Linked DNA regions of Mus musculus: region 1 is linked to region 2. A link is a loop called in an ENCODE intact Hi-C map of the cell type or tissue named here. Cell type or tissue: left cerebral cortex. All regions are shown on one strand. Links, peaks and the distances in the headings refer to the core of each region. The heading gives the core; the rest is flanking DNA. Region 1 has its middle 6.9 kb from the start of St6galnac2. Region 2 overlaps St6galnac1 (ST6 (alpha-N-acetyl-neuraminyl-2,3-beta-galactosyl-1,3)-N-acetylgalactosaminide alpha-2,6-sialyltransferase 1).

Region 1 (9,805 bases), core at 1,287-9,286, 68 kb after region 2:
AGAGAGCTACCCGTGACACCAGACAACCTGTTCATTGCTCTAGTGGAGCAACTGGATGGTAACAGCAAGACGACAGAGCAAAATGGGGCACACATTTAAACCTGAAATACAATCTTGTACCTTCCCACAAAGGGCTGGCAATTTGCCTCAGCAAGTAAAGCCACCAATTCTAGTAGCCTGAGTTCATTGTGGGGGACCCCTGCACGTTGTTCTCTGACACAATGTGGCATGTCCATGCACCTGCATTCACACACAGTAAAATGCAACTAAAAACAAACAAAAATAAACGTTAAGGGGAAAAAATAGAAAATATTTGAGATCCAAAACTAAGCAAAGAGCTTTAGATTTGACACCCCTAAAACAATCTATAACAGAAAGAATTGGCAACTTGGATTTTATTTTATTCTGGAAAGAGTTTACTAGAACAAACAAACAAACAAAAAAGTCAGAATAAAATGGCAATCTCCGTATTTGACAACAGAAGAATGGTATTTATACAAAATACGTAACACAATACAAGCAAACAACTTCAGAACCTTCAAAACTTAAGAAATATGGTTGGAGCCGGGTGTGGTGGCACACGCCTTTAATCCCAGCAGTTGGGAGGCAGAGGCAGGCAGATTTCTGAGTTCGAGGCCAGCCTGGTCTACAAAGTGAGTTCCAGGACAGACAGGGCTATACAGAGAAACCCTGTCTCGAAAAAACAGAGAAACCCTGTCTCGAAAAAAACAATATGTGTGTGTGTGTGTAAATATGGTTAGAAAATGGACAAAATGTCATGAACCAACTGTTCCCCGATCAGGATAAAGAAATAGGAAATAAACACGGGAAAAGGTGTTCGATGTCACTGGCCATTCACAGAGTATCACAGGGATTCAAAAAGCCGCAGCAGGGCTGAGGGCCCGGATGTTGGATATTTGTGCCACTCAAGGCTTTCCCGGCCCTGACTCCCTTCCTGAACTTTGTATTCTTTGTAAACTTCCGAAAGCTTCAGGCAGGAAAGTGGCCGCCCTGGCCTGGGCGCTCCAGCAGCCAAACCCCTCGCCCCAGCCTTTGTAACTGTCACAAAGGTCATCTCCAGCCCCTCAACAGGAACCCCCCCATTATGCTAATTTCAGGTGAAAAGTCTGACTAAAAGTCACCAATCCCTGAGCACAAAACCTCACCAATCACTGAACAAGAAAACTCGCCAATCCCCAAGCTCCTCCAAGCTCAGGACTTGAAATCGCACCAATGGAAATCTCCCTTAGAAAGCTCCGCCTCCCCAAACTTCTATAGAAATGCTGTGCTTAGTCCCGTTCCCTGCTGCTGTCTGTTCCCCACCAGCCACTCCCGGGTTCATTCCTCTACACCCTGAGCCCACTGATAAACCTCTTTTTATGAGATTTGCTTCCTGATGTGATTTTCATCAGAAGAAAAGAGAAGAGGAAAAAAAGGAAGAGAAGGAGCCCAGCTCAGGTTCCTGAGCAGCTCGGCAGGGGGTACCCTTTCCTGGGAGCTGTACCACCTCTGTCAACGATCTCAGCGTTCTGGGGTTCCTGAGCTCCTGTGTCTCAGGATGGCCGCCCCTTGGGACACTGCCCCACCTCAGAGCTGGGTGGCTCCTGGATCCCGAGACACCTTCCAATCCAAGCAGGAAGGGCAGCACAGGAAGTACTTGGCTCAGTCCCCAGCACCACAGAAACCAGGAAGCCAGGTGTGGTAGCTCACACTTGGGAGGAGGAAGCAGGAAGATCAGAAGTTTAAGGTCATCCTTGAATACAAAGCCATGCTGTCCCTTGACCCTACAGCAACAACACTAAAGCCCTCAAATAAAAGTAACAAAGAAAAACAACACTCCCCAATAGTAAATGTAACTTTTAATTGCCTGAGGCAATTGTCATCTCAGAGGCTTACTGCTATTGGGGTCTGGGGATCCGTTGTACAAACCACTCAGCCATCTCTCTCAGCCAGACAGGGGTGGTTCATTGAAAACCACACCCCAAGACTGATCATTCAGGGCCACACACTAGACTTGGGAGTTGGTTAAGGCATTGAATTAAGCTCCTATAGGGTGGGTTGGGGATTTAGCTCAGTGGTAGAGCGCTTGCCTAGCAAGCACAAGGCCCTGGGTTTGGTCCTCAGCTCCGGAAAAAGAAAAAAAAAATCCTATAGGGCTTTTAAACATAATCTATTATTATTATTATTATATGTAAGTACACTGTAGCTGACTTCAAATGCACCAGAAGAGGGTTTCAGATCTTATTATGGGTGGTTGTGAGCCACCATGTGGTTGCTGGGATTTGAACTCAGGACCTTCAGAAGAGCTGTCAGTGCTCTTACCTGCTGAGCCATCTCACCAGCCCCTACCCACCCACACACCCAATAGGGTTTTTAAACCTAAGATCCATAAACATCTGTGCCAAGTTATTCCATCAATCAGGATTTAAGGATAGGGGATTTCCTTAGAAATGTCTTTGCTAACCAGACACTATTTCATATGCCAGAAAGATTTTGCTGAAGGGACCCTGTTATAGCTGTCTCGTATGAGGCTATGCCAGTGCCTGGTAAATACAGAAGTGGATGCTCACAGTCATCTATAAGATGGAACACAGGGCCCCCAATGGAGAAGCTAGAGAAAGCACCCAAGGAGCTGAAGGGGTCTGCAACCCTATAAGTGAAACAACAATATGAACCAACTAGTACCCCAGAGCTCGTATCTCTAGCTGCATATGTAGCAGAAGATGGTCTGGTCGGCCATCACTGGGAAGAGAGGCCCCTTGGTATTGCAAACTCTGTATGCCCCAGTATAGGGGAATGCCAGGGCCAAGAAGCGGGAGTGGGTGGGTAGGGGAGCAGGGCGGAAGGAGGGTATAGGGAACTTTGGGGATAGCATTTGAAATGTATATAAAGAAAATATCTAATAAAAAATAAATTAATTTTTAAAAAATGTCTTTGCAGTGCACTTATCTTGTTCCCATTATCTGGGGTATTCAACTGTAGTGGGGGAATTGCCTTGCCTAACATTCATGTCTTAACTTGCCAACCAGGATGTTAATTACCAGTGCCCACTTCTCTTTCTGCCAAGCAGGACATCAGATCCCAGGGAGGTCTTGGGAACTTAAACTTTACTCAACCCCTAATCAAAATGGAAGTCTTATTTCAAACAACTTCTCATACTGGTACAGATGTCTCTCTTATGTTGGAGTTCATCCCAGGGGCAGCTTATAAAAAGCAGAAGACCATAAAAGCTCATACCCAGGTGCAGGAATTGCTGCCCGGTGGTTGGTTCATGTCCAAGCTTACTGTGGCTCACTATACAATGCAGTTCTAAGTGACTTCTGTTGTGATTGGTTTCCAAGAACACCAAAGCCCAGAACATCCTAGTACAGAGAGTTCAGCAGAAGCAACATGCGAGAAAGTTTCCTTATGACATTAATGACAGTACAAAATGGCAGGCCAGACAGGCAACAACTGCCTCAACAACTGCCTTAACAACTGCCTCTGCCTGCTAACCTAGCCCTAGTCCTGGAAGCATCTACCCTCCAGACAATCTAATCTAGGCCTAGAATATTTTCAGCCTCTAAGATTTATTGCTGAATAAACTCACCCTTTCTAGTTCGTTCTGAGATCTCTGGCTCCCTGGTTTAATTCAGCTCTCCTGGCTCAAACTCCTCTCCAAGCTGACTGATTCAATCTGGTTTCTCTGAGCTTCTCCTGAATTGTTTTGCTTGGCCTAAAATTCTGGCAATCTGTTCTAATCTTCGGGCTCCTTCTCTGGCTCATTCTGTCTTCACCTGTGTCTAACTTCTTTTCTCTCTGCAGCAACAGCCCCAGGAAAACTGCCACTTTTCTCTTCCCCTCAAGTAGCTTCCCTTTCCACTCTCTTCTCCTGAGAGCTGGGCACATCCTAGTCTGTTAAATCTTTCTGTGATTTGCCTTAGTTCTCAGGGTTCACAGTGTGATCAAATATCCCGCAACACCCAATAAAAATGAATGTGCAGTTGATACAGATAACTTAGACGGTCTCCATAGAAGTATACTGAGGGAGCCAGGCAGTGGTGGTGCATGACTTTAGTCCCAGCACTTAGGAGGCAGAGGCAGGAGGATCTCTGTGAGTTCCAGGACAGCCTGCCCTACAGAGAACGTTCCAGGACAGCTAGGGCTAAAGGAAGAAACCCTGTCTTAGAAAAAAAAGAAAAAAACAAAACAAAAAACAATAACAACAACAAAGTAGAATTATACCAGGGGAGGGGTGGTCATAAACATTGAAGGAGAAGAGACAGTGAATGGCATGGCTCGGCCGGGAAAAGCCACCAGGTAGCAAGCCTGACAACATGAGTTCCATCCTTGAGGTTCACATGGTGGAACAAGAGAATGGACTCCTGCAAGTTGTCCTCTGACTACCACAGGCACGCAAGCAAACAAATAAAATAAGTAAATAAATAAACAAATAATGTGATTTTTAAAAGGTTTATTAAAAGCTGGAGAATGGATGCTTTCTTGAAGTGACAGAATTATAGAAGTAAAGACTAGTCAGGGGTGATGGGTGGAGGTAGATGAGGAAAAGGGGAAAGAGGGCCTGGTTGTAAAAGGGCAACCTGAGGGATTCTGGTAGCCATGGAAACTGACTTTATAAATCCTTCATCCTGCTCAGTATCCTGCTTTCGAGTATACTGTGTGGTTTGTGGTTTCTCAAGATGGCATGCAGGGAGGAGGGAGAAACCTGGGTAAAGGCTAGCCACACCTACTCTAGAAAGAACCACTACAGTAAGGGGTGCCACGCTGCACATGACCCTGCAGCCCTCTCAAAGAGGATAAGAGAGTTGATTTTGAAGTCAAGTGTGAGTGGTACTGGCTCAGGAACACAGGCTCATTGCTCTCAACAGTCTGTGTTTCATCATGGAAGCAATCTCATGAAGTTTTTAATAGTAATGGAACAAAGCAAGTTGGTCACAAATGAAGGTGCTTTCAAATGCCTGGGGCAAACAGCAGGAGAGCTGCAGCGGGGAAACGGGCACCTCCTGCTGTGGCATTCCTAGCTGAGTGGGAAGCACACACTTGGTACATTCCAGAAGACTTACTTAATGGTCACTAAGACCTTAGGTCCGGCCTCCAGCAGTTCAAAACCAGTTCCAGGAAGTGGGGGGTGAGGGAGGGGATGGGGGGGGGACTGAAATTAGTCAAAGATAATTTGGCTCTGGACTTGCAAAACTCCAACTATCTGTGATCACAGTGTTCTAGTCAGTCAACTAGACTTGCAGAAGGTTCATTCAAAGCTACAGCTTCCTAAGAACTTTTGTGGACAGAAGTTTCATTTAAATGCTTTAATAGGCCAGGAGATGGCTGAATTAAGAGCATGCGTGGCTCCTGCAGGGGACTGAGTTCAATTCCCAGGACCCACATGGTGGCTCACAACCATCTGTGACTCCAGGCTCATAAGTCTGACCCCTTCTTCAGACCCCAACCAGTACATACATGGTACACAGATGTACATGCAGGCCAATTCTCTTTCTCTCTTTCACACATTGTATTTATTTTTATATTTTGAGGCTTTATTTTTGCTTTATATGTATCAGTGTTTTGTTTGCATATATCTGTGTACCAAATGCATGGAGTGCCCAGGGGGGGCCACAAGAGGGCATTGGATCCCCTGGAACTGGAGTTATAAACAGTTGTTAGCTGCCATGTGGGTGCTGGGAATCGAACTCAGGTCCTCTGCAAGAGCAACAAGTACTCTTGACCCTACACCATCTCTCTAGCTCCATTCGTGCACATTTTAACAAATACACAGAACATAAATCTCAGCCATTTTTAGGGAGCAAGTCAATAATGTTAATATTTTTATTGTAGGGGCTGGAGAGATGGCTCAGCAGGTAAGAGTACTGCCTGTTCTTCCAGAGGTCATGAGTTCAATTTCCAGCACACATGGTGGCTCACAACCATCTGTAATGGAATCCAATGTCCTCTTCTGGTGTGTCTGAAGACAGTAACAGTGTACTCACATACATAAAATAAGTATTTTTAAGAAATATATTAATATTATAGCCTAATACTTGAAATACTTTATTTTGTGAAAATTGAGACTCGGAACCCATTAAACAACTCTACATTTCTCATTCTCCACACCTAGTAACACTAATTCCACACTCTGACTCTCATATAAGTGTATCTTACACATGGTGTTGAGCTCTTTGTGGCTTATTTCATTTAACATAATGTCATTCATATTGGACCCAGTGTCAGGCTTTCCTTTGTGTGTGTGTGTGTGTGTGTGTGTGTGTGTGTGTGTGTTTTATTTATGTGTACGTTGCATGTGTCCATTTGGTTGTGTGGACATTGCTTGCATACAGTGAGTGCCCTCTGTGGCTAAAAGAGGGTGTCTGATCTTTTGGAACTGGAGCTAGGTAGACTATAAGCTTCCTGATACAGGTTCTAGAAACAGAACCCCTATCTTCTGCAAGAGCAGCAAGGGTTGAGCCATTTCTCCAGCACCCATTTTTCTTCTTCTTCTTCTTCTTCTTCTTCTTCTTCTTCTTCTTCTTCTTCTTCTTCCTTCTTCAAGATTTATTTTTAAGCTGGCACACACCTTTAATTCCAGCACTGGGGAGACAGAGGCAGGCAGAGCTGTATTCAAAGCCATCCTGGTCTACAGAGTCAGTTCTAGGACAGCCAGGGATACACAGAGAAACCCTGTCTTGAAAAAAAAAGAAGGGGATGGGGTGGTATTTTTAAGTATGTGCATCTGTGTGTGGGTATGTGCATGCGAGTGTGTCAGATCCAGAGCTGGAGTAACAGGCCCTTTGGAGCCACCCAACATGAGTGCTGGGACTGGGACACGCTCCTAGTCTCGGAGCTGTCTCTCTGGCCCCAGACTTTGCCTTTAAGGCTGGATAATATTCCATTCTATGGTTATGGCACCGTTGGGTTCTCCATTTCTTTTTAACTTTGTAATTAAAATACCTTTAAAAATTAAAAATTATAAACAGGCCAAAGTTTAAAAACAAAAACAAAAACAAAAAAAAACCAAAACAATACTCAGCCAGGCCTAGAGAGACCCTGTGTTGTGAGAAAAAGAAAGACAAAAAGACACACACGGACAGAAAGAGGGGGGTGGGTGGGGGCTGGAGAGATGGCTTAGTAATTAAGAGCACTGACTGTTCTTCCGAAGGTCCTGAGTTCAAATCCCAGCAACCACATGGTGGCTCACAACTACCTGTAATGAGATCTGATGCCCTCTTCTGGTGTGTCTGAAGACAGCTACACTTAATAATAATAATAATAATAATAATAATAATAATAAATCTTTGGGCTGGAGCAAGTGGGGCTGACCGGAGAGAGCAGAAGTCCTGAATTCAATTCCCATCAATCACATGATGGCTCACAACCATCTTCACAGCTACAGTGTACTCCTATACAGAAAATAAATAAAAATCTAAAAAAAAAAAAAAAAAAAGAAAGAGAGAGACAGACAGACAGACAAAGAGAAACACGGAAAACCTAAACCGTAACACCTGCCTGCCTATCATTTCTTTGCTTACAGGGAGATAAATCAGCCTCAACTCTCCACTCCAATGCTTCAACTTTGTTGTGAAGGAAAGAGAAGCTTGCATTATGCCTCGAGGCTAGTGACTGGGGACAGAGTGCCAGCCATTGAGATAAAAGGCAGGCAGAAGGGCTTGTGGGAAAGCCGGGTCAGTCCTAAAGCAGCTCAGGTGGGGCCGGAGAGATGGCTCAGTGGCTAAAAGCACTGGCTGCCTTCCCAGAGGACCAGAGTTTGACTTTCTGAAAGCACACTGCAGCCCACACCAGTCGTAACTCCAGTCTCAGGGGATCCGACACTCTTTTCTGACCTCTGCAGGCTCCAGGCATGCATTTGGTCCACAGATAACATAGAGGCAAGGAAATATCCATACACATAAAATAAAAAGATAATTAAGAGGTGCAGTGGGGCGCACACCTTTAATCCCAGTACCAGGAGGCAAAGGCTGGTAGATCTCTTGAGTTTGAAGCCAGCATGGTCCACAGAGTGAGTTCCAGGACAGCCAGGGCCACACAGAGAGACCTTGTCTCAGAAACCATTGCAGCAGCAGCAGCAGGTCTTCAGAGCGCCCCTTTGAAGCTAAGCAGATGTGCAGCTGATGGGACATAGATAGAGACAGGCAGACTCCATGGCCAACAAAGCGCTGTCTGGCAACATCAAAAGAGGAGAGCATTCCAGGCAGAGATTGTGAGGATCTCAGAGTTGAATTCACGGGCAGGTGTGTCTGGATGACACCCAGAGAACACCGGATCCACTGGTAACAGAGGCTCAGCCACGGTGACACTGCGGCCACGGAAGACAGCTTCAGAGACAAGAGGACAGGGAACAGACTGGGAAGAAACAGGGTCGCTAAGCTAAGAAGAGCCAGCCGAACAGTGTGCTGTCTGCCTTTTAGCTTCTGAGGACGAGACATCGCTTGAGGATGTTGTCGTTATCATCACATTTCGTGTATGTGGACATGTGTGTACATCTATACAATGCCATGACGTAGACTGTGGGGTGGCTGGGAGTTGGTTCTCTCCTTCCACTCTGTGCGTCACAGGATTTGAACTAGGGTCGTGAGACTCGACACCTTTACCCACTGAGCCGGCTCAGTGGCCCTGCACTTTATGAACTGGGGTCAGGACTCCACCGGGGTTGTGTGGAGGGAGTGGCTGCTAAAGCAAAACCTGAGTCTCTGGAGGACACACAGCAGGGGCGGGGTGGGGTTAGGAGGCTGGATTTCAGAGCCTGGAGGATTTCAGAGCTGGATTTCAGGCCACAGGTGTGAGCAGGAACCAGTGGGAAGACAGTTCTTAACCATTAGTCACACCTCTGAGGACAGACACATCCGCCCTTTTGTTCCAAAGTTGCCTAGTCAGTAAACAACCTAGGAGGATGAAGATGGCGCCTTCCTCTGGAGCAGGGGCACATTTTGGCCCGTTGAGGGGAGGGTAATAAGGCTCTCTCTGTCCAGCAAATGCACGTGTGCTCACAGCTGGCAGGTCATTCAGTATCACGCGTCCCTCTGTGCAGAGTTCTTGGTCTGTGCTGCAGGCTCCTTCACCTCTCTGCCTTATCCCGTTGGGCTTGCAGGCTCCTTCGCCTCTCTGCCTTATCCCGTTGGGCTTGCAGGCTCAGAGACCCAGCATGAGGAGGCCAATGCTGCCTATTTTGTAAATGACACTCTCATCCAGGAGTCTTGTCTTCTTGACCTGAGTCTTGAACCTGTGCCTGGCTAACCTGTCACCTGACCAGAGGGAAACATCTCAGTAGTGAGGGGCATGCAAGTTAAAACAGGTTTGCGCTTTCGTTTCTGAGACAGGGTCTCACTATGTAGCCCTGGCTGTCTTGGAACTCACTATGTAGACCAGACTGGCCTCTAGCTCTCAGAGATCTGCAGGTCTCTGCCTTCCAGCACTGAGATTAAAGGTGTGTGCCACTGTACCCGGGCTTTGTGGTCTTTATTTGATTGCTGTTTGACACAGGGTGTCTTAGTGTCATGTCTTTGCTAGGATAAAGTACCCTGAATAAGACCAAGGAAAAAACCTGGCTTCCAATCCAGGTTGCAGTACAGGACTGAAGGGAGCCAAGGAACCCGAAGCAGCTAATCTGAGACATTAACTCATGTGGACCAAGTCAAGGTCAGGCCGGGCTACAGAGCAAGTACCAGGCAAGCCAGGGCTACCTGTGTAGCCCTTGCCTCAAAAAAAGAAAGAAAAGAAAAAGGAAAAAAAAGCCAACCTGGATCTAGGCAAGCTCTGCTCCAGACTGATCCCATTAACAGTTAACAGTAACCACTGG
Region 2 (9,805 bases), core at 1,300-9,299:
CCCTGTCTCTACCACCCAAGTGTGGCGATTATAAGTATTACCCACCACTTTGGCTTAGAAACATTTTCTTATCTAGAAAAGATTTCTGTGCCTTTCCTTAATGGTCATTAGATTATGAGTTGAGGGAAAGGTTGGTTCAACACTTTCCACAAATACGCAAACTGCTTCTATGCCTCCTGCTAATGTATCAGTCGTTTGGTTCACTAAGCTTCAAGAGTTCATTTAGAAGGTATTCGTTTCCGCTTGTGGTATTGTTACGGTTTGATCATCCAAAACAACCCAAGCAGGCACAAGAGCCCAGCAGAGCAAGATCTTTCTTTGAATTGGGCAGCAAAAACTGACCAGTCAGCAACAACAGCGCAGATTCGGGAGCTGACTGAGTAGTTGAAGGCTATTTTAGTAAGTATTTAGGCAGATGGCAAAAATGTATTGTATTCAGACCACTACTGATCAGTCAGGGCTGGGTATCAGGCACAGGCTGATCTGTGACCCTGAACCTGAATAGTACATAGGTTTTCAGCTCCAAAATTACAAACATCTGTGCCAAGTTATCCCACCAATCAGGATTTAGGGATGGGACTTCCATAGGAACATGTCTTTGTGCTTCACTTGTCCTGGTTCCTTGGTTGGGTTAGTGAATTCTGGTGGGGCAATCTGCCAAGAATTCGTGTCTCAACTTGCCAACCAGGATGTAAAGGACTCATTTCCATGACTCTTTCTGCCAACCAGGATGTCAGTTACCCAGGGAGGGCTTGCAACTAAAACTTCCTATGACCCCTATTCAAAATGGCAGTTGTTTTCACAACAGCTTCAGTTTGGTCGCTGCTTACAGGAATAAGATGTGTTTGTGTCTGTTGGGACTCTGAGACAAAGTCTCTCTGTATGTCCCTGGCTGTCCTGGAATTTGCTATGAAGACCAGGCTAGGTTCAGACTCATAGAGATCTGCCAACCTCTGCTAGGATTACAGGCCTGTATCCCTTTATTTTTGTATTCATGTTTTTATGTATTTATATCATTTGAGAAATCAGTTTTAAGCATGCATTTCAGAGGACAATGGCTGTCACAGTGTCAGGGCATCCCTAGAACAACATGGGGATGTGGGAGGGGGTTGAAGGACTCCAGGGATGCTAGAAAGAAGCTTCTAGTGACCACACCAGTCAGTGGCACATGCTCCTGAGTGGAGGGGTATGGCAAACAGCTTGGTGGCCATTGCGGTCTAGAGCCTTCTGAAGGTTGAATGGCAATGCTGTTGTCCATTGTGTAACACACGGAAAGAAAAAAGAGCCGTGCTGTTCTATCCCAGGTCTTCATGGCCTAGGGAGCTGGGGAACAGGAGCTTAGCACCTCCTTCACCAGGAGGCAAGAAGTGGAATGCACACTCCCAGATGTGTGTTTGTGGACAATGATGTTGTCAGAGCAAGGGGGGGGGGCAGGATCCTGAATAGGACTCAGGGGTTCTGCAGAGTTAGGGAGTTTCCCCAGGAAAACCTCAGCTATTGACTGTTGAGGCCATTTCAGCAAGAGCTGGGACATCCAATAAACCAACCTAACCTCAGAGCAAACAGGATGTGAAGTACATAACCTGAAGAAAGGCTTGGAGAAGGAGAAAGGGCTGGGGACGAGGAGTGGCTCAGTGGTAGAGCACTTGCCCAGTATCTATGAGACCCTGGGTTTTATTCCAGCACTGGAAAAAGGAAGAAGGCAGTGGATAGAAGGATAGATAGATAGATAGATAGATAGATAGATAGATAGATAGATAGATTTATAGATTTATAGATTTATAGATTTATAGATTTATAGATTTATAGATTTATAGATTTATAGATTTATAGATTTATAGATTTATAGATTTATAGATTTATAGATTTATAGATTTATAGATTTATAGATTTATAGATTTATAGATTTATAGATTTATAGATTTATAGATTTATAGATTTATAGATATATAGATATATAGGTTTATAGGTTTATAGGTTTATAGGTTTATAGATAGTTAGGTTGATAGATTTATAGGTAGTTAGGTCGATAGATTTATAGATGGGTTGATAGCTAGATTGATAGATATATAGATAGACATACAAATAAATAGGTTGATTGATTTATAGAGTTAGGTTGATAGATTTATAGATAAATAGGTTGATAGATTTATAGTTAGATTGATAGATATATTTATAGGTAGATAGATTTATAGATAGATTTGTAGATAATCATATTTATAGATAAATAAATTTGTAGGTAGATAGTTAGACAATGTCTTACTATACAACCCAGGATAACCTGAGACCCATTGATTCTCCTACCTTAGCCTCCCAAGTGCTGGGATTATAGGCATGCACTACCACTCAAAATTAGAATGAGTTTTAATGAGGTGAAGTGACTGTAACCTGAAGCACGTTCAATACACTGAATATAATTAAGTTCAAATGATTGTCAGAGGGAACAATTGCTGTAGAGAGAGGTCTCTGGAAGAGAGAGAGCCTAGGAGACTCTGTGGAATGTTTCAAAGACAGTGTGCAGTTGGTTGAGTGATCAGTAAATGGCCTGCAGGGGAGGAGGAGACTATAGAGAATGGGCTGACATAGAAACTCCATGAACCTCCCCCAATGGGGAAGTTGCATCCCCAATATGGAGGGCTTCCCTGCCAGCCTAGGAAAGGTGGGGCCAGGGGATGGTAGCAAAGGACTTTTAGGGCAGAAAGGCAGCTTCAAGAGGTGAGGGTTTGGACCATCCAGTGTGATAGTCAAGGGCTGGGGTGGAGAGACTACCTAAGTGGTTAACTCAGGCAGGAGGGGTTGAAGTCTGCCACTGAGGCCCAGTGAGGATCTGGGACAAGAGAGAAGGGAACTTCAAGAGCTATTTTAAAGGAGTGGTGGGAGGAAGAGGGGGCACAAAGGTGACTACAGGTTTTACAGCTTGGAGGGGTGGCCATGCTGCTGCAGGTGTAGAAGAAGAGAAGCAATAAGATCAGTAAACCAGATAGCAATAGGCAGGTGGAGTGGAGCAGGCCATGACCTCAAGCACTGGGCTGGTGGAGCCTGAGTCTGAGGCCAGCCATCCCCACTTAGAACCTGACTCAAAAAAAAAAAAAAAAAAAAAAAAAGGGAAAACTTGGGAGGGATTGGGGAGATGGGAGAGAGATGGCTGAGTCCGTCACGCCCTTGCCACACAAGCGTGAGGATCTGAGTTCAATTCCAGCACTCACAGAAAATCCAGGCATGGTGGGGAGAGCTCAGAATCCCCAGATTCTGATCCCCCAGAGCAGAGACAGGGGGATCCTAGGGGATCAATGGCCAGAAAGCTTTCTTAGCAAGCTCTAAGCCAACGACAGACTCTATCTCAAAAAGCACAGAAGATGGTTTCTAGAAGACAACAGAGGTCAACGTGTGGTCTCCACAGGCATGCACGTACCAGAGGACAAAAACACACAAGAGCAGATGTACACACCAGAGCACATGCACACACCAGAGCTCATGCACACACCACAGCACATGCACACACCAGAGCTCATGCACACACCACAGCACATACACACACCACAGCACATGCACACACCACAGCACATGCACACACCACAGCACATGAACAGACCAGAGCTCATGCACACATCACAGCACATGCACACACCACAGCACATGCACATACCACAGCACATGCACACACCACAGCACATGCACACACCACACACAGCACATGCACACACCACAGCACATGCACACACACATACATACCTACATCAACACACACACAGAGAGATTTTAATAAAGTTTAAAATGCTGAACGGGAGCTGTCAAAGATTTATGATGCTTTCTGAGACTCATTGCGAACGTGGCCACACCCTTTTTATGACACATCAATTCAGAACTGGCATCATTCTGGTCACTTTCATCTTTACAACTGTACAAGACAGGTGTTTGCACACATTCTCAAAGATGAAGAATATGAGATCTATAATGGTCAATGACAGTCCTACAAAACTGGTGGCCAGAAAGCACAGGGAATCGGGCTCTGGGTGCCATGCTTACTCCACTTCTTTCTGGTGAGCTTCCAAGAGATACAAAGTGTAACAGAAGAGAGCAAGACATGTGGCTAAAGCACGTGAGGGACTTGTGTGTTCATTACTCTGCTATTGGTATTAGTAAGGAGGTTAAGCTGGACGTTCATTACAGAAGAAAGCGGGTAGTTTCAGCAAGTAAGGGGCATGCCAGAAGATCATCGGGCAGGAGGATTTCTGTGGTGTCCAGAGGCCATTTCTGCAAGCAGTCTAAGGAGGCAACAAGCCAGGATCATGAGACTCATGGGAGACTAAGAGGATCCAAACCCAAGAACTACGGGACTTCATAGTTCTATTCTATTTGTGTGTAAGACATATGCAGATGGTAAAATTATTGGTGCACAAGCATGAGGACCTGGGTTCAAATCTCAGATCACACAGGCACCAGCCTGTAATCCTGATGTTCAGAGGCAGAGGATATGTGGGGTTTGGTTGGCCAACCACAATACTCAAGTCAGTGAACAGAAGGTTCAGTGAGAAACTCATCTCATAAAATAACATGGAGGATAAAACAGGAAAACACGTGGGCTTGCAGATACTTGCCTGGCTGGATTTGTGGTGTATGGTTTTTTTTAATATGGAAGCTAAGGATAGAAAACCCATAAGCTCATTCTTGGAGAGAAAGCGCTCTCACTCACTGAGCTGTCTCCTCGGCCTGCTAGTGATGTTGTGGCCAGTTTATAGAACAGCCAACCTTCATCAGGTATTCTCTGTGCAGGTGCCAGTTCATATGGAAGAATGACGCAAGTGCCCAGGAGAATCAACAAAAGGCTGAGCCCCAAGTACCCATCATGACACTGTCACCCAGAGTTCACAACAAGGAGACAACCTCTGTCAGTTCAAAGGACCTGAAGAAACAGGAGAGAGAGGCAGTCCAAGGAGAGCAAGCTGAGGGGAAGGAGAAGAGGAAGTTGGAGACCATAAGGCCAGCACCAGAGAATCCTCAGAGCAAGGCAGAGCCTGCTGCAAAGACGCCTGTGTCAGAACACCTGGACAAACTACCCAGAGCTCCAGGAGCACTGTCAACAAGGAAGACACCAATGGCCACAGGAGCTGTCCCAGCTAAGAAGAAAGTGGTCCAGGCTACCAAATCCCCTGCCTCTTCCCCACACCCCACCACACGAAGAAGGCAAAGGCTGAAGGCCTCTGAGTTCAAGTCTGAGCCTCGGTGGGATTTTGAGGAGGAATATAGCTTGGATATGAGCAGCCTGCAGACGGTGAGTCTGGACCTTCCCTGTGACTCTGCACTATACCACCACCCCAGGCAGCCCTTTTCCTCCTGTGGTCTACCTGACACTTAAAAATGAACCATCCTTCATCCTTCCTTTTTATAACAGCCAAAGTCAGGGAGGAGAAGGTAGGTCCAGGATTAAGGTCTGGACAACTCAGAAAGGTGTGTCTGGAAGGGACTTGTCTGGGACCCCTTTCAAGAAGACCTGAGGCAGGTCACCATTCTGTGAGAAGATATTGGGGCCAGTTCTGGGGGTCCAGTACGTCATCCCTTATTCTATAGTCATGGGACTAGCAGACAGGAAGACACAGCCTACTGTTCAGCTGCTCCCTTCCCAGTGACACTGGCATCCCTGGAAAGCCCACTCAGATCCTTCACTGTCCTTCAGCCCTCAAGCCCATGTCACCACCCTAATCTTTTTCACCCCTGCCTTGAGGAAATACTGAAAACCTGCTTGTGTATACACACAGGACAGGGTCACAACCCAAGAGAGCAGCGCATGCCCATGTGGCTGTCAGAATTGCAAGGTGTAGCTGCTTCAGAGCTGAGGGGACCTGTTTTCTGGGACCAAGGTGACTTAGATTTGGAGACCCTGGGGTCCAGAGTGAAAGAGAGAGTAGGGGGCAGGAACTTTCAACCTGTATCCCCAGCCCAGTCTCTGTCTAATGGAACCCACCCAGCCCCTGGCTGATGCTTTCCTGGGCCACCCATTGCCTGACCTTTCCATATCTTCCTGCACATAGAACTGCTCTGCTTCTGTGAAGATCAAGGCCTCCAAGTCACCATGGCTACAGAATATCTTTCTGCCCAACATCACTCTGTTCCTGGACTCTGGACGCTTCACCCAGAGCGAGTGGAACCGTCTAGAGCACTTCGCTCCTCCCTTTGGCTTCATGGAACTCAATCAGTCCCGTGAGTGCTTACTTCAGAGTACAGGGTGGCTGGCTTCCTCTCTTGGGTTGGTTCATTTCTGGGGCTTTGAATGGAACCCTGCTGTGTTCCAGTGGTACAGAAGGTGGTGACCCGCTTCCCTCCAGTTCGCCAGCAGCAGCTCCTCCTGGCCAGCCTCCCTACTGGGTACTCCAAGTGTATCACCTGTGCTGTAGTGGGCAACGGGGGCATCCTGAATGATTCACGTGTTGGCCGGGAGATAGACAGCCATGACTATGTTTTCCGGTATGTTCTCCCTCCGTTGCTTGTAGATATGGGCTATAATGGGCGACCCGATAAGTGTCCTGTGCTGGTTTGAATTGGAATGGCCCCCATAGACTCATTTGGGTGAAAGCTTGGCCCATGGGGAGTGGCCTGATTAGGGGGTGTGGCCTTGTTGGAGTAGGCGTGGCCTTGTTGGAGGAAGTGTGTCACTGTGAGGGTAGGCTTGGAGGTCTACATTCGAGCTATGTCCAGTGTGGCACACCATCTCCTTCTGGCGCCTGTGGATCAAGATGTAGCACTCTCAGCTCCTCCAGCACCATGCTTGCCTGTGATCCACCATATTCCTCGCCATGATGATAATGGACTAAACCTCTCAAACTGTAAGCCAGCTCCAATGAAATGTTTTCCTTCATAAGGGTTGGCATAGTGGTCACAGTGTCTCTTCCCAGCTATAAAACCCTAAGACATGTCCCCATATCTTTATCTAGAAAATGGAGTGTGTCTACAGCTCCTGCCTCCTGATTCATCTCCACAAAAAAATGTCTCTCCTCCATTCACAGCATCTGATTCGATCTTTCTACACAGACTGAGTGGAGCCGTTATTAAAGGATATGAACAGGATGTGGGGACCCGGACATCCTTCTATGGCTTCACTGCTTTCTCTCTGACCCAGTCTATCCTCATTTTGGGTAGACGAGGCTTCCAGCATGTGCCTCTGGGAAAGGTGAGAAGGGAGGAGTGGGCGTGACCACCCAGCCCCTGAACATGGGAGACCAATGAGTGCAAATGGGCGTGGTCCCACCGTGCCTGCTCAGGGGAGAAACAAGATTGAGAATGGGCATGGCTATACAGCCCCTGGATAGGGGAGACTTATGAGCGCCTTGTATGTGGATGGAAACTGGCTCATCCCAAGCTCTGTTCACATGAGGGCAAGAGCAGTGACAACAGCCACTCAGGCCATGGGAGATTTTGGGGACAGTCACGAGTGAGATGAGGGCCGCCCTCAGTCCAGGCTCCTCAAGGCAGTGCTCCCAGACCACTTGTTGTCCTTGGTCTTCAGGACGTCCGATATCTACACTTCCTGGAAGGCACCCGGGACTATGAGTGGCTGGAAGCTATGTTTTTGAATCAGACCTTGGCAAAAACCCACCTTTCCTGGTTCAGGTACCCCTTCCCTCCTCCTGCCCTGGAAACCCTGCCAGACTGAGAAGTGACTGACTTCAAAAGGGTTAGTCAGGTGGGACTGCTTCTGTGACACTTGGAGATGGGATAGTGGTCACACAGTGACCATAACTTGGCCTCCACCGGGCCAGGTAAGAGAACAGGGCCTGAGGGATCCATCTCTGGCCACAGGCATAGGCCTCAGGAAGCCTTCCGGAATGCCTTGGACTTGGATCGATACTTGCTGCTGCACCCAGACTTTCTCCGTTACATGAAGAACAGGTAAGGGTAGGAAGCCCATAGTGGGTCCGTGGGCCTCTCATCCTTTGCTGGCTCCTGACAGTTGGCAATCTGGGTATTTTGAACAGGTTTCTGAGGTCAAAGACCCTGGACACTGCCCATTGGAGAATATACCGCCCCACCACTGGTGCCCTCCTGCTGCTCACAGCCCTTCATCTCTGTGACAAGGTGAGCCTGCAAACCTCTGATAGGATTAGGATCGAGCATGTACACCCAAGGGCTCTGCATCCAGAGCCCAGGGCCAGGACCAGGATAAAGGGACAGAGTGCCCCAGGAGGCAGCCTCTCCAGTCCCAGTCCCTCCTCCATTTTCCTGCAGGTCAGCGCCTATGGCTTCATCACCGAGGGCCACCAGCGCTTCTCTGACCACTACTATGATACATCGTGGAAAAGGTTGATCTTTTATATCAACCATGACTTCAGGTTAGAGAGAATGGTGTGGAAGCGGTTGCATGATGAAGGCATCATCTGGCTCTACCAGCGTCCACAAAGTGACAAAGCAAAGAACTGACCAGGGCCCAGATCAGGGTGTTCCCCTCGACCACTTACAACACAGAATGCAAGGGCTCCTCAAATGCTCCTACCTGTGTCTCTGGAATCAGACCTGCTCCACACCTTTCAAGAGTCTAGATCTACAGAGTAAGTTCACTGTCTGACAGAGCTACACAGAGAAACCCTCTCCAAAACAAAACAAAAGAAAACAACAACAAAAGCAAACAGGAAAATCACTGAAAAGTAACATTGACAGTAATGTTTTACTTTAAAATAAATAAAATCAGTCAAGTTACTTCCCCCAGGAATAGGGAGAGATCCCCAAAGTGTCAGCACCACCCACAAGGCATTGACTTCAACCTCACAGTGTGCTCACCTGACATTTTGGGTGAGTAGACTGAACACATTCAAGGTACGGCAGGATTTCAGAGTGAGCCCTCTGTGCCACTGAATGCTTGTAATCTTATTGAGAGAGAGAGAGGGAGAGAGAGAGAGAGAGAGAGAGAGAGAGAGTATGTGTGTGTGTACATCTGTGTAAATGTACAGGTTTACACATTTTCAGGAGTTCAAGGCTAGCATTGGCTACACAGCAAGTTCAAGGTCAGCCTGGGTTACAGGAAGACTCTGTCTCACATCAAAGAACTTCCCAGAGTGGAATTTTGTGTTAATTCAGAGCCATGATGGGGCACCATGAGCTGCCATTGAATAAAGGGACTACCCTCTGACCTCGGCTTGTCTTGCTTCAGGTCATCCTTAACTGATTTTTATTTAGACTTACATATTTTCTGTATGAGGTTCCCCCCTCCGACATATCTGTATGTGTACGGTCCATGCCTGATGGCAGAGTTGAGGACAGAACATCAGGTCCCCTGGCAAGAGAGTTGTAGATGGCTGTAGGCTTGGGGACTGATCCCAGGTCCTGTCTGAGAGCAACAAGTATTCTTAGGGGCTGAGCCATCTCTCCAGACCCCTGGTCTTGAACTTTTGCCAATTGTCCTGTTTTCCTGTCATTCCACGAAACTGCTAAAGAGCATTATTCAAATTCTTTGGTCAAATTAAGCCAGCTTTGTTTTCTGTCAGACAGGACTATCTCCCTGAAGCAGGGTTGGAGAAAATGGCATTGAACATAGGAAACGTTGGAACTTATATAGCCCCAAAATTGCAAAGCCAGAGGGCTTGCAAGGGATTCAGGTTATGTAGGATCTTGGTAGGACATTTCAAAATCATTTGGCAGAACATTTGGAGGTCAAGGTATCAAATTTCAGAAAATGAGTCAAAACATGGTCAAATGCAAGTCTTACAGAAAACAGAAATGGACTTATTCTGACCTTTCCTCACTGACTCCAGAGCGCTACGACCGGCCAGGAAGAACACAACAAACCCGAATCTTCTGCGGCAAAACTTTATTGCTT

What was found. Peaks named below come from ENCODE experiments on the same cell type or tissue, not always from the same donor. Only the 100,000 strongest peaks of a DNase experiment are listed, where the experiment ranks them.
Region 1: a loop joins it to region 2, with 1.9 times the contacts of the local background. A loop is called at or near these places in 2 of 42 quality-filtered maps.

What each region holds. Positions count from the first base shown.
Region 1 is chr11:116,696,669-116,706,473 of GRCm38, reverse strand. No RefSeq gene overlaps it. Among named protein-coding and RNA genes, the nearest start is that of St6galnac2, 6.9 kb to the right of the region's middle. In left cerebral cortex, for the core only: a CTCF peak has its summit at 5,611 (motif pointing right); no DNase peak of the experiment used is centred there.
Region 2 is chr11:116,764,338-116,774,142 of GRCm38, reverse strand. St6galnac1 (ST6 (alpha-N-acetyl-neuraminyl-2,3-beta-galactosyl-1,3)-N-acetylgalactosaminide alpha-2,6-sialyltransferase 1) reads left to right here. Exons shown (of 9, transcript NM_011371.2): 2 at 4,774-5,272; 3 at 6,030-6,198; 4 at 6,291-6,462; 5 at 7,027-7,165; 6 at 7,502-7,605; 7 at 7,795-7,884; 8 at 7,971-8,070; 9 at 8,221-9,118. The coding sequence ends at 8,412. Among named protein-coding and RNA genes, the nearest start is that of St6galnac1, 6.3 kb to the left of the region's middle. In left cerebral cortex, for the core only: no CTCF peak of the experiment used is centred there; a DNase peak (open chromatin) is centred at 4,564.